2 separate regions of the Homo sapiens genome follow, and region 2 is linked to region 1. The links are chromatin loops, found by intact Hi-C in ENCODE. Cell type or tissue: endothelial cell of umbilical vein. All regions are shown on one strand. Each heading gives the region's core, and the rest is flanking DNA. Links, peaks and the distances in the headings are about the cores only. Region 1 overlaps NAPSA (napsin A aspartic peptidase). Region 2 overlaps MYH14 (myosin heavy chain 14).

The links. A loop is a pair of places that touch in the nucleus more often than their neighbours do. Peaks named below come from ENCODE experiments on the same cell type or tissue, not always from the same donor. Only the 100,000 strongest peaks of a DNase experiment are listed, where the experiment ranks them.
Region 2: it touches region 1 in a loop (12-fold over the local background); 3 of 110 quality-filtered maps call a loop at or near these places.

The regions. Positions count from the first base shown.
Region 1 is chr19:50,353,457-50,361,782 of GRCh38, reverse strand. NAPSA (napsin A aspartic peptidase) reads left to right here. Exons shown (of 9, transcript NM_004851.3): 4 at 2-120; 5 at 643-842; 6 at 1,921-2,043; 7 at 2,136-2,280; 8 at 2,674-2,772; 9 at 3,003-3,306. The coding sequence ends at 3,230. All of the region lies in intron 3 of LOC105372437 (a long non-coding RNA gene), which reads right to left. Among named protein-coding and RNA genes, the nearest start is that of NAPSA, 8.0 kb to the left of the region's middle. In endothelial cell of umbilical vein, for the core only: a CTCF peak has its summit at 4,539 (motif pointing left); DNase peaks (open chromatin) are centred at 3,222 and 4,372; H3K4me3 peaks cover 1,210 bases; H3K27ac peaks cover 344 bases.
Region 2 is chr19:50,248,510-50,256,835 of GRCh38, reverse strand. MYH14 (myosin heavy chain 14) reads right to left here. Exons shown (of 43, transcript NM_001145809.2): 13 at 7,697-7,849; 14 at 7,013-7,186; 15 at 6,148-6,321; 16 at 4,083-4,197; 17 at 1,518-1,616. Among named protein-coding and RNA genes, the nearest start is that of MYH14, 49 kb to the right of the region's middle. In endothelial cell of umbilical vein, for the core only: CTCF peaks have their summits at 1,418, 1,620 and 4,344 (motif pointing left); no DNase peak of the experiment used is centred there.

The DNA of each region.
Region 1 (8,326 bases), core at 212-8,211:
GGGTTACACCACCGATTTGATCCCAAAGCCTCTAGCTCCTTCCAGGCCAATGGGACCAAGTTTGCCATTCAATATGGAACTGGGCGGGTAGATGGAATCCTGAGCGAGGACAAGCTGACTGTGAGTGGCCTTTGACTCTCAGAAGTCTTGAGCCTGGGAGAACCCCATTGTCTAAGATCATCTGGCTTAGGAAGAGGCTCGAGGAGGAGCTTCCCAAGCCAATGGATGGGGCTTTTCAAGTGGGGAGGAGGGCCTGCCTTTCAGAGTGAAGGGATGGTGCGTCACAAGGAGGGGGAGGGGCTTCCTGGGTGAAGAGGTGGGGCTTCTCAAGCAGGGGGGAGGAGCTTCCAAGGTTAAGAGGTGGGGCTTCTCAAGCAGGGAGGAGGAGCTTCCTGGGTGAAGAGGTGGGGCTTCTCAAGCAGGGGAGGAGCTTCCTGGGTGAAGAGGTGGGGCTTCTCAAGGAGAAGAAAGGGGTTCCTGGGTGAAGGGGTGGGGCTTCTCAAGAGGCATAGTTTCCTAGGAAGTTGGGGCTTGCATCCAGAAGTCCCCAGACCTAGGATTCATGCCTTGGTTTGGGAGACCTCAGGACATGTGGTTATTGTCCTCCCAAAAGTAACTGGTCACATCTCAATCTACCCCTAGATTGGTGGAATCAAGGGTGCATCAGTGATTTTCGGGGAGGCTCTCTGGGAGCCCAGCCTGGTCTTCGCTTTTGCCCATTTTGATGGGATATTGGGCCTCGGTTTTCCCATTCTGTCTGTGGAAGGAGTTCGGCCCCCGATGGATGTACTGGTGGAGCAGGGGCTATTGGATAAGCCTGTCTTCTCCTTTTACCTCAACAGGTACTGGGAAGTGTGCACCTATCTATGAGTCCTATCCCCAAGAAGGAAGAGAGTCTTCCTTCAGGAAGTCACTGACCCAATGCAGGAATTCTCATTCTCAGAGTCACCCACTTACACTGTCCATTCAGGAAGTCAGCCATTCAATACAAGAAGTTGCATCCTCCATGCAGGAAGTCACCTGCCCTATAAAGAAACACCTCAACCCTATTCGAAGTCCCAGAGCTTAAATGACAACTTAAGACATACTAAGGAAACCCACCATCAGTTCAGAATGCTCCATGTTTCAAAATCAAACTAGGAAATTCCATGCCCCACCCAACAAAATACTCAGGAGCTTTCTCTTCCTCACAAAGAATGCTCAAATCCCATTTGAGAACACTGACCAGAAGTCAGGAATTGCCCGATTTAATCCAGGAAGTCCCACTCACCTGCTAGGAAGTTCAGTATTATGCTCAGAAGTCCCACCCAACATCCAAGAAGTTTCCAAGAAGTCTCCACTTTCCCTCCCAGAGGCCTGTCACACACAGTCAGAAAATCCTATGCCCACTCAGTTACCCTGACATCCAACCCACTCTAGCAGTTCTACCAACCACCTAGCAGATCCTGCTCTCCTCCACCTTCCAGGAAGTCTCCATCCCTGTTCCCATCGCTCTCAGCCAACTCAGGAAGTCTAACACCTCTCTAGATATCACAACAGGCAATTCAGAAATTCTCTTCTCCTACTCAGGAAGCCACCCCACCCCTGCACAAGTCACACCTTCAAGAGCCAATTCCAAGACACCACTGCTCTACTTGGTTACTATGATATTCAGCTCAGGAAATTCCCCAAAACTCTACCTTCCACAGCCAAATGAAGTCTCGTCTTCACTTCAGGAAGTTCTAGCTTCCACCAAGAAAAGCATCATGCTTTTCTTGCCCGGCTTCCAGTCCCAACATCTAGGCCCTTCCTGCATCCCATTACCCCGTAGGAACTCCAGAAACAACCCAGTTGGTGGGAAGTGCCATTCCTGGCAATACCTAGGGCTGAGGGAGGGCCAGTGACACTGACATCTACACTCTCTACACTCTGCCCCTGCAGGGACCCTGAAGAGCCTGATGGAGGAGAGCTGGTCCTGGGGGGCTCGGACCCGGCACACTACATCCCACCCCTCACCTTCGTGCCAGTCACGGTCCCTGCCTACTGGCAGATCCACATGGAGCGGTGAGGGACTTGGTCTCCTGGCTCTGGAGCTGGAGGCTGGGGGCCTGGACTCCTAGGACCCTGCCTCTGATGACTGCCTCCTTCCCCCTCAGTGTGAAGGTGGGCCCAGGGCTGACTCTCTGTGCCAAGGGCTGTGCTGCCATCCTGGATACGGGCACGTCCCTCATCACAGGACCCACTGAGGAGATCCGGGCCCTGCATGCAGCCATTGGGGGAATCCCCTTGCTGGCTGGGGAGGTGAGGTCCCAGTCTGGTGGGTACGGGCTGGGAAGGCTGATGGCAGTTTGACAGTGAACATCAAAGGGCCTGAGGGTGGGAGGCAAGTATTTAAGGGGCTTTCCAGGGCAGCAGGCACTGGACTTCGTGACAGATAGTCTGGAGGGTGGTGGAGGAATTGAGGACACTTTCCACGTGTCTACACTGCGACTCTGCGGATGGTGGCCGGGTGGAGGGAGACGATCATGCAGGTTTGCTTGGGACTGCGTAAGTCTAGGCGGCAGGGCCTCTGCACACAGGACGCTGAGTACCCAGGTGCTCAATAGGGAAATTACCCTATGGCACTGGGGAGCCACGGAAGGGACTGAACAGAGCAGGAATCTCTCATCTTCACTAGTTCCTCTTCTCCCCCAGTACATCATCCTGTGCTCGGAAATCCCAAAGCTCCCCGCAGTCTCCTTCCTTCTTGGGGGGGTCTGGTTTAACCTCACGGCCCATGATTACGTCATCCAGGTAGGTGGCCATCACCATGACGCCATAGTGACGTCATATGACGGTTTGAGAGGGTAGAGCTGAGAGACGTCACTAGGAAGGGAAGGGGCCACAGAAACATTTCTTTTCCCTGTGATGGCAGTTTGTTGGCGAACATCAAAGAACCCGAGGGTGGGGGGGATGGACGGGCTCCCAGGCAAATGGCCGTCCTTGTGGCCGCGACACCCAGTTGTCGTCTTGTTGCCTTGCAGACTACTCGAAATGGCGTCCGCCTCTGCTTGTCCGGTTTCCAGGCCCTGGATGTCCCTCCGCCTGCAGGGCCCTTCTGGATCCTCGGTGACGTCTTCTTGGGGACGTATGTGGCCGTCTTCGACCGCGGGGACATGAAGAGCAGCGCCCGGGTGGGCCTGGCGCGCGCTCGCACTCGCGGAGCGGACCTCGGATGGGGAGAGACTGCGCAGGCGCAGTTCCCCGGGTGACGCCCAAGTGAAGCGCATGCGCAGCGGGTGGTCGCGGAGGTCCTGCTACCCAGTAAAAATCCACTATTTCCATTGAGCGAACCTGCCTGGGTTGCTTCTTTTCAGAGCGTACTTTTTAACGAGAAAGCTTTGTGACCGGGCGCGGTGTCTCACGCCCGTAATCCCAGAACTTTGGGAGGTCGAGGCGGGTGGATCACCTGAGGTCAGGAGTTCGAGACCAACCTGGCCAACATGGTGAAACCCCGTCTCTACTAAAAATACAAAAAAAATTATCCGGGAGTGGTGGCGCATGCCTGTAATCCCAGCTACTCGGGAGGCTGAGGCAGGCGAATGGCTTGAACTTGGGAGGCCGAGGTTGCAGTGAGCCAAGACCGCACCATTGCACTCCAGCCTGGGCAACAACGAAACTCCATCTCAAAAATAATAATAGAAAACTTTGTGCCTGTACCCATGGAGTTGAGGAAGAGGGAGGCGAAGGGTATCACCCCTTTTCTCCAGGACGCACCCTGGTGAGGGGTTTTGTAATACGAGTCCCATGAAGCCCCTCGCCTACGCTACCTTCCGTCAAAAGCTCCCGGCGCCGTGGAGCATCACGGTCGTTGTAATCCACGCCGTGGTCACGCCCTGACGGGGGCGGGCGCAGCCACAACATGGGTGGGAGGCGACAGGTTGCGACGGCAGCGACAGGTGGCAGTGGGGGTTGGCCGTAATTGGTAAGGGTTTACCAGTTCCTGTTCAAGGGGGCAAGGATACCATTCCCCCGGATCTCATCTCCTGTTTCTCCTCTCTCCCTCCGGATTCCTAGACCCCTGGGGAGCTCGAGGCCCCCGGGTTCGGGGAGCGGTGCTGCCCCACCCGCGGAGGTGACGTCACTCTCCCCTCCTCAGCCTCTTGCTACCCAGAACTAAATGATTCGACAAAACGACCGGTCGAAAAATCTGGCAATCCTTTAATCGCATCCCGAGGCTTCTGGAAGAATTGTGTTGAGCGATTCTGGGGACCCCGAAAAGAGTCAGGCCTGAGCCCCATCTCGAGAGTGTGCTGCTCTGATGGTGGAGGCCGACCTGATCACAAACCGCTAAACTACTAAACACGGGGAGATTCAGGTCCCAGTAAGCTCGGGCAGGAGAGTCAGGGAGGAAGCCTCTGTTCTGCTCCTTTTCCCGTGGGATGCAGAGAGCGAGCAAGTCGGCATTCCAGGCCGGTGGGAACCGCTAGGGCGGAAGCAGGGAAGCTAGAAAGAGCCTGGTGTTCCAGGGGTCCAGCTCTAGAAACGGGTGGCGGCTGGGAAAACAGGCCCACACCTCCACCTTGTGGCCAATTGGGAATTTGCAGGCACGGCCTCTCAGAAACTACTTAAGGGCGCTTTGGGTGAAGTTGGATGGGGTGCTGCAGACGGAAAGCATGAGGGGCGAGTTGAAAGGGCCCAGATCGAGTGCTCTGACTGAGAAAACAAAGCGGGGGTGGTGGTGGTGGTGGTGAGAGTTATCATAGAGACACTGTCCACTGTTTCAGAAAAATTCCCCAGAGCAAGGAGTGCACAAAGTGGATCTTTACTATTATTATTATTATTATTTTATTATTGTTATTATTATTGAGACAGGGACTCACTCTGTCGCCCAAGCTGGAGTGCAGTGGCGCGGTAATGGCTCACTGTAGCCTCGAACTCCCCGGAGAAAGCGATCCTCCTGCCTCAGCCTCACGTGTAGCCGGGACCACAGGCGTGGGCCACCATGCTTGACTAATTTTTAAATATTTTGTGGAGATTTTTTTTTTTTGAGAGGGAGTTTTGCTCTTGTTGCCCAGGCTGGAGTGCAGTGGCACCATCTTGGCTCACTGCAACCTCTGCCTCCTGGGTTCCAGCGATTCTCCTGCCTCAACCTCCCGAGTAGCTGGGATTACAGGCATGTGCCACCACGCCCGGCTAATTTTTGTATTTTTAGTAGGGACGGGGTTTCTCTATGTTGGTCAGGCCAGTCTTGAACTCCAGACCTCAGGTGGTCCGCCCGCCTTGGCCTCCCAAAGTGCTGGGATTACAGGTGTGAGCCACCACGCCCGGTGGAGACGGGGTTTTGCCATGTTGCCTTGGTCATTATTTATTATTCACTATGTGCCAGGCTCTGTCCTAGGTGCTGGGGACACAGTGGAGAATTAAACAGATGAAGATCTTTGCCCTCATAGGAATTAAACTCGAATGGGGAAATAGGCATTAAGATAGGAAGCAAATTACCAACACTGTGGGCTGAAGAGTGGCCCCCAAAATATATTCACACCTCAATCCCTGGGGTTGTGAATACTACCTTATATGAGGAAAGGGATTTAGCAGATGTAATCAAATGAAGGAGTTTGAGAACAGAGATTATCCTGGGTCATCCAGGTGGACCCTAAATGTCATCACAAGGGTCCTTATAAGAGGGAGGCAGAGGGAGATTGATTCAGAAGTTCATGTGAAGACGGAAGCAAGATGCCAGGATGCTGGCTTTGAAGAAGGGAGAAGGGGCTCCTGCAGAGCTCCTCTAGAAGCTGGGGAAGGCAAGGACGTGGATTCTGCTCTAGAGCCTCCAGAGGGGACACAGCACTGCAAACATGGCAGTTTCAGCACTGAAATCATTTCGGGCTTCTGATTTCCATAATTGTAGGACAGTGAATGTGTGATTGAGTGATTGACTTTGTTGCCCAGGCTGGAGTGCAGTGGCACAATCATGGCTCACTACAGCCTCCACCTCCCAGGCTCAAGCGATCCTCCTGCCTCAGCCTCCCAGGTAACTGGGACCACAGGCATGCACCACTACGCCCAGATAATTTAATTGTTTTTTTTTCCTAGAGACAGAGTCTCCCTTTGTTGCCCAGGCTGGTCTCCAACTCCTGGGCTCAAGCAGTCCTCCTGCCTCAGCCTCCTGAAATGCTGGGGTTACAGGCATGAGGCACCCACCTGGCCTTTTCTTTATAAATTACCCAGCCTCAGGTATTCCTTTATTGCAATGCAAAATGGACTAATACAGATGATATGGAACAGATGCACAGAAAATATCTATAAGGACTGTGATGGTTCATACTGTCAACTTGATTGGATTGAAGGATACAAAGTATTGATCCTGGGTGTCATGAGGGTGTTGCCAAAAGAGATTAACATTTGAGGAGGGGAACATCGCACACTGGGGCCTGTTGAGGGCTGGGGGACAAAGGGGGAGGGGAGCATTAGGACAAATACCTAATGCATGTGGGGGTTAAAACCTAGATGACGGGTTGATAGGTGCAGCAAACCACCATGGCACACGTTTACCCATGTAATAAACCTGCATGTTCTGCACATGTATCCCAGAACTTAAAGTAAAATAAAATAAAATAAAACAAACAAACAAACAAAAAAACATTTGAGTCAGTGGGCTGGAAAAGGCAGACCCACCCTTAATCTGGACGGGCACAATCTAATCAGCTGCCATTGTGGCTAGAATATAAGCAGGCAGAAAAATGTGAAAAGAGAGACTGGCCTAGCCTCCCAGCCTCCGTCTTTCTCCCGTGCTGGATGCTTCCTGCCCTCGAACATCGGACTCCAAGTTCTTCAGTTCTGGAACTCGGACTGGCTCTCCTTGCTCCGCAATGTGCAGACGGCCTATTGTGGGACCCTTGTGATTGTGTGAGTTAATACTTAATAAACTCCCATATATATATACGGCCTTGGGAGGCCGAGGTGGGCAGGTCACGAGGTCAGGAGTTCGAGGCCAGCCTGGACAACATGATGAAACCCCATCTCTACTAAAAATACAAAAATTAGCTGGGTGTTGTGGCAGACACCCGTAATCCCAGCTACTCGGGAGACTGAGGCAGGAGAATTGCTTGAACCTGGGAGGCAGAGGTTGCAGTGAGCCAAGATCATGCCATTGCACTCCAGCCTGGGCAACAAGAGCAAAACTCCATCTCAAAAAAAAAAAAAAAAAAAAAAGGACGGGGAGCAATCTATGTAGAGAATCAGTTCTGGAAGTAGCGTTACATTTGTATTCTGAAACACTAAGTAGCTGTTTAAAACCTGTTTAAAAGAATGGGTATGTGAAGTATATGCACTGAAGAATACTGTTGTCTGCAACTTATTTTGAAATCAAGAAAATGAGATGGGCTGAGGAATGAATACAGCAAGGTTTCTCAACCTTGACACTATTGACATTTGGGAACCAGATTATTAGTTTATTTTCTGCTCCATCACCCAGGCTGGAGTGCAGTAGCACAATCACTGCTAACTGCATCTGCAAGCTGCTGGGCTCAAGCAATCCTCCCACCTCAGCCTACAGAGCAGCTGGGACCACAGGTACATGGCACCATGCCTGGCTAAGTTTTACTTTTTTTTTTTTTTGAGACGGAGTTTCACTCTTGTTGCCCAGGCCGGAGTGCAATGGTGCGATCTCGGCTCACTTCAACCTCTGCCTCCTAGGTTCAAGTGATTCTCCTGCCTCAGCCTCCCGAGTAGCTGGGACTACAGGCATGTGTCACCATGCCCGGCTAATTTTGTATTTTTAGTATAGATGGGGTTTCTCCATGTTGGTCAGGCTGGTCTCGAACTCTCGACCTCAGGTGATCTGCCCGCCTCAGCCTCTCAAAGTGCTGGGATTACAGGCATGAGCCACCACGCCTGGCGTTTGTTTTGTTTTTTTTGAGACGGAGTCTCGCTCTGTTGCTCAGGCTGGAGTGCAGTGGCATGATCTCTGCTCACTGCAACCTCTGCCTCTGCAAGCATTTCTCCTGCGTCAGCCTCCCAAGCAGCTGGGATTACAGGCGCACACCATCACGCCCAGCTAATTTTTGTATTTTTGTAGAGATGGGGTTTCACCATGTTGGACAGGCTGGTCTTGAACTCCTGACCTCAAGCGATCTGCCCGCCTCAGCCTCCGAAAGTGCTGGGATTACAGGCCTGAGCCACCACGCCTGGCCTCAGACTCATGTGTTTTACTGTAGATAAGTTATGTCAATTTTTTTCTGAAGTCCAGGGAATATGGTTAAGTTAAAAACAATCACTTGCAGATCAATAATTACAGCAGCTTTTATTTACTAAAACAAACAAGCAAATACCAAAAACAAAAAACAAAAAAAAATGTGCATGCTGA
Region 2 (8,326 bases), core at 256-8,255, 100 kb after region 1:
ACAGTGATAACATAACCACTGCAGTTGCATTTTAGGAATCTGAAACATATTAAAAGATGTAATAAATTCTTGCATTATATGCAATATTTGAAATAGGGCAAACTGTCTCTATTTTAACCATTTTTCCAGAAGAGCCTAATTTCATAGAGGTTCTATTTTCTTGGCAGGGTGCGGTGGCTCATGCCTGTAATCTCAGCACTTTGGGAGGCCAAGGCGGGTGGATCACCTAAGGTCAGGAGTTCGAGGCCAGCCTGGCCAACATGGTGAAACCCCATCTCTACTAAAAATACAAAAAATTAAGCCAGGTGTGGTGGCACATGCCTGTAATCCCAGCTACTTGGAAGGCTGAGGCAGGAGAATTACTTGAACCTGGGAGGCAGAGGTTGCCGTGAGCCAAGATTGTGTCACTGCACTCCAGCCTGAGCAACAGAGCTAGACTCTGTCTCAACAAAAAGATTCTATTTTCTCTAGTGCCGCTTGGCGGTGCTGCTTTGGGTAGTGAAAAATATCCATTCCTTCTATTGGCACTGTCTCGAATTCTGTTGTTTGTTTGTTTTCTGAGACACAGTCTCACTGTCACCCAGGCTGGAGTACAGTGGAGTGATCACAGCTCACTGCAGCCTCAACCTCCTAGGCTCAAGTGATCTTCCTACCTCAGCCTCCCAAGTAGTTTGGACTACAGGCGCACACCACCATGCCCACCAATTTTTAAATTTATTTTGTAGAGACGGGGTCTTCCTGTGTTGCTCAGGCTAATCTCAAACTCTTGTCCTCAAGTGATCCTCTCACCTCGGCCTCCCAAAGCGCTGGGATTATAGGGGTGAGCCAATGCACCTGGTCCCAAATTCTATGTGTTGAATCATGCCAGGTTCCTCAGGAACCCACAGCTAGGGCAGAATCTGATGTCCTGCAAAACTCATCCCATTCAAGCGCCATCAACCGTCAACTAGATAATCTGTGCTTAGGGCAGGGCCAGGTCATGGCAGGGGCTCAAATATGTTATTTTCTTCCCCAGGTTCAACCGTCTCCCCTACCCCGTACTCCCTGTCATTTTCAAAATGATAATTATCATTTATTAAGTCCTCATAGCACAGATAAGAACTAAAGTTCTGGAATCTGATGTCCTGGGTTCAAATCCCAGCTCTGCCACTTACTGGCTGTGTGACCTCAGCAAGTTACTTAACTTCTCTGTGCTTTAGTTTCCTCATTTGTGTAATGGGGTGTTGATAATTCTAAAGGGGTTTCACATGGTGAACGGCACATAGTAAGTGCTCAAGAAACGCGAGCTGGTACTATCACGCTTGTTTGTACTTTTACATGCAGTTTAGTTAGAAGAAGGGGTTCTGCTGCTACAGAGTCTGGAAACTTCCAAGGGAGCCAACAAGGAGGGAAAGGAAGAGTGAGAGACCTCCACAGTAAGAGGAGAGGGGACAGATGTTCAAAACCAGGTCCCCAGCCCAACAGGTCCACCCTCCTCCTCCAGCAAGCCTCACCCATCGATGCACAGAGACACCCACCCCCTGGCGGAGAAATAGCAGAGCTGCACCTCTCTGCAGATCCTGGGGGCGACGGTGGGAAGGAGCCAAGGAAAGAGAACTGCTGGAAGCCCCCATGTTCTGGGGAGTGAGGACAGATGTGTGGGTGGGTGGAGGGGAGATGGCAGAGAGATGGCGGAGAGAGATGCATGAAAAGAGGGGAAGGAGAGGAGGTGGCAGGAAGAAAAAGAGGAGAGGGTTATTAGTCAACAGTACAGAGCAAAGCAAGATGGAAAACCAGAATGTTGGCCATAAACTTCTGAACTCCTGTTCATCTTTGTATCCACACACTGTTGGCCAAAAGGACGAATGTCCTCTGTAAGAATTCAGTGCAAAGAATAAAAAATCTCTCCCTCTAGAGGTTGTGTCTGTTTTAGTAGGTTGCCCTTTTTGCTCTGGCTGCCAGGAAGCTCAAGAATGAACTTGATGCTCCCAGGCCACTTGTTGTTTTTGCCTCTCAGAGGAGAGCTAATCTCATTTCCGTTTTTCCCTGGGCTGTCAGGATGCTGGGCATCCAATTCTGGGCTCAAAGCAGCTCTAGCAGAGATTGGGCAAAAATGGCCCCGATTCCCCACTTTCCCCTGTATTGACACCCTTTGCCTGTGTCTTGCAGCTCCTTGAATCTGGGAAGACCTTGTGACTAGCTTTGTTTAGGAGGATTATGGAGGAAGTGACATTATGGCAGCTCCCCAGCTACTCGGGAGGCTGAGCCAGGAGGTTTTGCAGCTTCCACTTTTTCTTTTGGAACCCTCTGAGAGTCAGGCACACACAGAGTGTGACAAATGAGGGCTCACTGTGGAGAATCATGTGTTTATGAAGACAGCACAAATATTTTAAAAGGGCAGCAGATTTTCAGCCGGGAGATGATTCTCGTAGCATAATCTGGTTCTGTTCCTGAACATCAAACTCTGCTTTCCAATCTCCTTGTGTAAATACTATATGAGACATAAAAATAAAATCTATCTTTCTAGCATGAGCTCACAAGATCAAGACCCTCCATGCTGTTTTGCTCTGTGAGTGTGTTTTGGGAACCACTCACCTTGCTCATTTTGTTTTCTTTTTTTTTCCTTTTTTTTTTTTTTTGAGACAGAGTTTCACTCTTGTTGCCCAGGCTGGAGTGCAATGGCACGATCTCGGCTCACCACAACCTCCACCTCCCGGGTTCAAGCGATTCCCCTGCCTCAGCCCCCCGAGTAGCTGGGATTACAGGCATGTGCCACCACGCCCAGCTAATTTTGTATTTTTAGTAGAGATGAGGTTTCTCCATGTTGGTCAGGCTGGTCTCAAACTCCCGACCTCAGGTGACCCGTCCACCTTGGCCTCCCAAAGTGCTGGGATTACAGGCGTGAGCCACCGCGCCTGGCCGCTCATTTTGTTTTCTTGCCAAATTGCATGGACTGGTATTTCTACAGCTACCTTTTCATGTCAATAAAAGATTAAGGCAAACTGACAAATGCCAGAAACTTGGAACCTGGAAAAAACAGGATGCCAGTTCTGCCAGCTTTCTAAAACCATTTCTCAAACCTCCTCTAAGGATGGGGGGGCAGGGGCAGTGGCAGAAAAGGCTTGGAAAAGGTCAGAGTCCTACCACAGGGCATTTGGCATCTCTGCCTATGACCCCTAGAAGTGTCAATCCAAAAAGACAGTCACACTCATGGGGGCCTTTTGGGGGCAGGAAAGCCCTCCAAAACTGTATCTCAGTCTGTTTTTTCTTTCTTCTTCCCTGGGGGCGTGAAGGGAACTTTGTAAGAAAACAAAGAAAGCAAAGCCTAAAAGTTGACTGACCTGCAAAAGATCATCATTCTGTGTTCTCTTATTGTTATAAATTATTTCTCAGTAGAATTTTTTTTTTTTTTTTGGGACAGAGTCTCACACTGTCACCCAGGCTGGATTGCAGTGACACAATCTTGGCTCACTGAAACCTCTACCTCCCAGATTCAAGCGATTCTCCTGCCTCAGCCTCCCTAGTAGCTGAGACTACAGGCATGCACCAGGACATCTGGCTAATTGTTGTACTTTTAGTAGAGACAGGGTTTCACCATGTTGGCCAGGCTGGTCTTGAACTCCTGACCTCAAGTGATCCGCCCACCTTGGCCTCCCAAAAGTGCTGGGATTACAGGTGTGAGCCACCATGCCCAGCCAAATCTCCTAATTGTTTAGGGAACACAGGCCATCTAAAAATAATAAGTTTACTTCTTCCTGTTCGATATTCATACTTTTTCTGGTCTGATTGCATAGGCTAGTATTGCTAAAAAAACGATGTTTAACAGTAGTGTTAGTGGGTATCTTTGCCACGTTTCTGATTAAGGCGGAGTGCTTTATCCTTGAGAAGGATGCTGGCTTATCAATCAAATCAATAGTCAATCAATTAATCTATGGATCCATCCATCACTGATTTGAAATACTATTTGTGACACTGGCTATTCTGGGTCTGAGCAGAAAACTCAGGTTCAGACCTCCGCCTCTGAAACAAAGGTGCTCACGCTGTGGATTTGGAGAATGGCCGCACAGACCCCTAGAGCCGGGGTGGGGGAAGTGGGTCCTCACCGTCTTTCCAGATCTCTGCCGTCAGCCGGTCTGTGCTCTGGTGGAGCAAGGCTGCGACGTTGTCATTCAGAGGGTCCATGTTTTTCATCAGCCACTCGTTGGCCTTGTAGTCGACCTGAATGAAGTCAGGTAGAGGAGGGCGATGACTTGCAGGCTCAGACATTCTCTGGATTTCCTAAGGAGCCTTCCAGAAGCTCTGAGACTCCCAGGTCTGGAGCTCACCATGGACAAGCGAGCACTGGTGCCACCTTGTGTCCATATTCTGAACTGCACCCCACCAGCATGGTCCCCTCTCTCTCCTTCCCCTCTATGCCCCCTGCCACCTCTGTGACCTCCACCACCACCACTTTCTTCCTATTCATTCCGCTCCAGCCACCCTGGCCTCCGCACTGTTCCTCAAACATGCGAGCTTACTCCCACCTCGGGGTTTTACCCCTGCGGTTCCTGCCACCTGGGGTTCTGTCTCTGTGGGTTTCACACCACTGGCTCCTTCTGGGTACTCAGGGCTTTGCTGTGGGGCTCCATAGAGTCACGATCTTGGCCGCTACAATTCTCTGCATATGTGCCCCCCACCAGACAGCGGTCCCCCGAGGGCAGGGCCCAGGTCTGACTCACGGCCTAGCAGAGGGCTGGGTACAGGGGGAGTTCTGGAGTATGTCTGGGGAAGAAACTGAGGGCTAGACACAGAACACATGGAATCTCCTGCCTCCCAGCCATTGTCTATGCTGTTCCCTCTGCCTGGAGAGCCCTTCCCACCCTTCACCCATCCTCTGGGGCTGCCTGGTCCACATCATCAAAACCAGGGGTCAGCAAACTATGGCTCACAGGCAAAATCCAGCCTGCCACCTCTTTTTGCAAATACTTTCACTGGAATAGGGCTGGGCGCGGTGGCTCACACCTGTAATCCCAGCACTTTGGGAGGCCTATGCGGGTGGATCAACTGAGGTCAGGAGTTCGAGAGCAGCCTGGCCAACATGGTGAAACCCTGTCTCTACTAAAAATACAAAAATTAGCCAGGCATGGTGGCAGGTGCCTGTAATCCCAGCTACTGGGGAGGCTGAGGCAGAAGAATTGCTTGAACCTAGGAGGCGGAGATTGCAGTGAGCCGAGATCGTGCCACTGCACTCCAGCCTGGGTAACAGAGGGAGACTCTGTCTCAAATAAAAAAAAATACATATATATATGTGTGTGTGTGTGTGTGTGTGTGTGTGTGTGTGTGTGTGTGTGTGTGTAGTGTGTATATATATATGTGTGTATATATATATGTGTGTATATATATATGTGTATATATATATAGGAATAGAACCTTCATTTATGTCTTCATAGTCAAACTCATGGGGGCCCTTCTGGGGGCAAGAGAGCCCTCGAAACTGTTTCTCAGTCTGTTTTTCCTTTCTTTTTCCCTGGGGGCTTGAAGATACTTATGTATTATCTGTGGCTCTTTTTGTGTGACCACAGCAGAATTGTGTAGCTGTGACAGAGATCGTCTGGCCCACAAAGCTGAAACTATTTACTATCGGACCCTTTACAGAAAATGTTTGCCGGCCCTTGACTGAGATTTGAGATTGAGCATATTCTCTTCTGTGAAGCTTTCCCAGGTACTTCTCTTCTGGGCTCTGACACTACCCTCAGCTGCCTCCACTGAAAGACCTATTAACCTTATATCCTGATCGTCTGTATTTGCCTCCCTCCCAGATAGGGATCTTTGTGAGGACAGAAACCATGTTTGATCTGTGTATCCAGCTTTGCTCGGCCCCGAGCTGGGCACACAAATGGCACCCCGCACATATCTGCTGAATAAGTGGATAAAATGCACATAGATCGCCTCCTGATGAACTCCTACCCATCCCTCAAAACCCACTGCAAATATCACCTCTTTGAGGAAGTTTTTGGTGATCCCATCAGACAGAATCCTTGCTCCTCCCTGGGCTCTCCTAGCCCCTGCTCTGTTTGTCTGGACCTCAGGAGGACCCTGTTTTCCCTCTGCACCCTCCCCCCATCTGTAGCCAGTGGAGATCCCTTGATCCCCACTCCCACATGCCCCAAGGCCGGCCCCAGCCCCTACCTTGCCCGCGTAGTGGAGAACACTGAAGTCGGCCTGATCCCGCAGGTGCCTCGGCCGCTGGAACTTGGGGTGGCCGCCCTGCTCCTGGGCTACCTTCTCCACAAACGACTTGTCTGTGGCCTTCGGGAACCAGCACTCCTCATCCAGCAGGGCCAGGAGTCCAGGGGGGTTGGCCTGGCCATTGACAGCAGGGGGAGAGTAAGTCAGATCCCCACATATTGGACACTCAGGTGGCTGCTGATTTTTAGCTCTTATAAGTCACACTTGGACATAAAAACAAACGTGAGATGCCAGGCACGGTGGCTCACGCCTGTAATCCCAGCACTTTGGGAGGCCGAGGCGGGTAGATCACGAGGTCAGGAGATCGAGACCATCCTGGCTAACACAGTGAAACCCCCGACTCTACTAAAAATACAAAAAATTAGCCGGGCGTGGTGGCGGGCACCTGTAGTCCCAGCTACTCGGGAGGCTGAGGCAGGAGAATGGCGTGAACCCAGGGGGCGAAGCTTGCAGTAAGCAGAGATCGCGCCGCTGCACTCCAGCCTGGGCGATAGAGCGAGACTCCGTCTCAAGAAAAAAACAAAACAAAACAAAACAAACAAACAAAAAACAAACGTGAGAACAACAGTTACGGTGAGAGCTCTGATTAACCGATTGATTTGAGCCGGGCCCTGTGGCAGGCACATTCTGGGCCCTAATCACCTATGGTCACAAAAGATCGAGGAAGCAGGTGCTGTCACCTTCCCCACAGAACCCATGGGGCATCCTGAGGCCCAGCAGAGGAGGAGCTAGACCCTGGTCTCGCAGATGCTGGGAGAGACGGATCTGAACCGTGAGTGTGGGCTGGGAGGGGCCTGGGGCTCACCGGCCGCTCGATGAGGTCGATGCAGGGCTGCAGGTCGAGGCCAAAGTCGAGGAAGGTCCAGGGGATGCCCTCACGCTGGTACTCCTCCTGCTCCAGCACGAACATGGTGTGGTTGAAGAGCTGCTGCAGCTTCTCGTTGGTGTAGTTGATGCAGAGCTGCTCGAAGGAGTTCAGCTGCAGGGACGCAGGACACGTGAGCTGGGAGGATGGAGAGGGACAGAGACCCAGAGACAGGGGACAGAGACCCAGAGACAGGGGACAGAGATGCATCGAGAGGGGACAGAGACCCAGAGAGAGGGGGACAGAGACCCAGAGAGAGGGGGACAGAGACCCAGAGACAGGGGACAGAGCCAGAGACAGGGGACAGAGACCCAGAGACAGAGAGGCAGAGACCCAGAGACAGGGGACAGAGATGCAGAGAGAGAGGACAGAGACCCAGAGAGAGAGGGGGACAGAGACCCAGAGACAGGGGACAGAGACCCAGAGAGAGAAGGGGACAGAGACCCAGAGACAGGGGACAGAGACCCAGAGAGAGGGGGACAGAGACCAGAGAGAGGGGGGAACAGAGACTCAGAGAGAGAGAGGGGGACAGAGACCAGGGAGAAGGGGAGAGACCCAGGGCTTCAGAAAGGACCAGGACCGGAGTGAGGAAGTTGGCATCCCCCTCCCAGCACAAGGGTGGACCTGGAAGATCTCAAAGCCCGCGATGTCCAGGATGCCCAGGAAGGAGGCGCCTTGGCGGGGGCTGCGGTCCAAGGCCCGGTTGAGGCGCAGAACCAGCCAGCGGAAGAGGCGCTCGTAGGTGGCCTTGGCCAGGGCCTCCAGCGCGAAGTCAGCCTGTGGGACAGGGCTCATGGTAAGGGCGCAGCCTGCACATCAGCAGACTGAAAGACGTCGGGGGTGAACCGGGGAAGGGCCCCCAGCTCGTCCCCCTTAAGGTCGCCTCCCAGCTCCTTGAGTGTAAGTACCATCAAGAACAATGCCATGAACAACAGGCAGACATTCCTGAAGTCCTACTGCGCACCAGGTACTACATGACGGGCTCGGATGTGTTAGCCCTTGAATCCTTCCCTCACCCCCTCAAAGCAGTTTCTACCGCACAGCGGTTAAGAGCGTGGACTCTGGAGCCGGACAACTTGGGTTTGAATCCCAGCTCTGCCACTTAGGGGCTGTGTGATTTCAGGCATGTGAATAAACCTCTCTGTGCCTCAGTTTTCTCCTCTGTAAAATGGGAACTAACAACAGTACCCCAGCTGAGATTGAACCCGGGTCAGTGTGGCTCCCAGACTCCTCATCTCCCCCACGGGGTCTTCA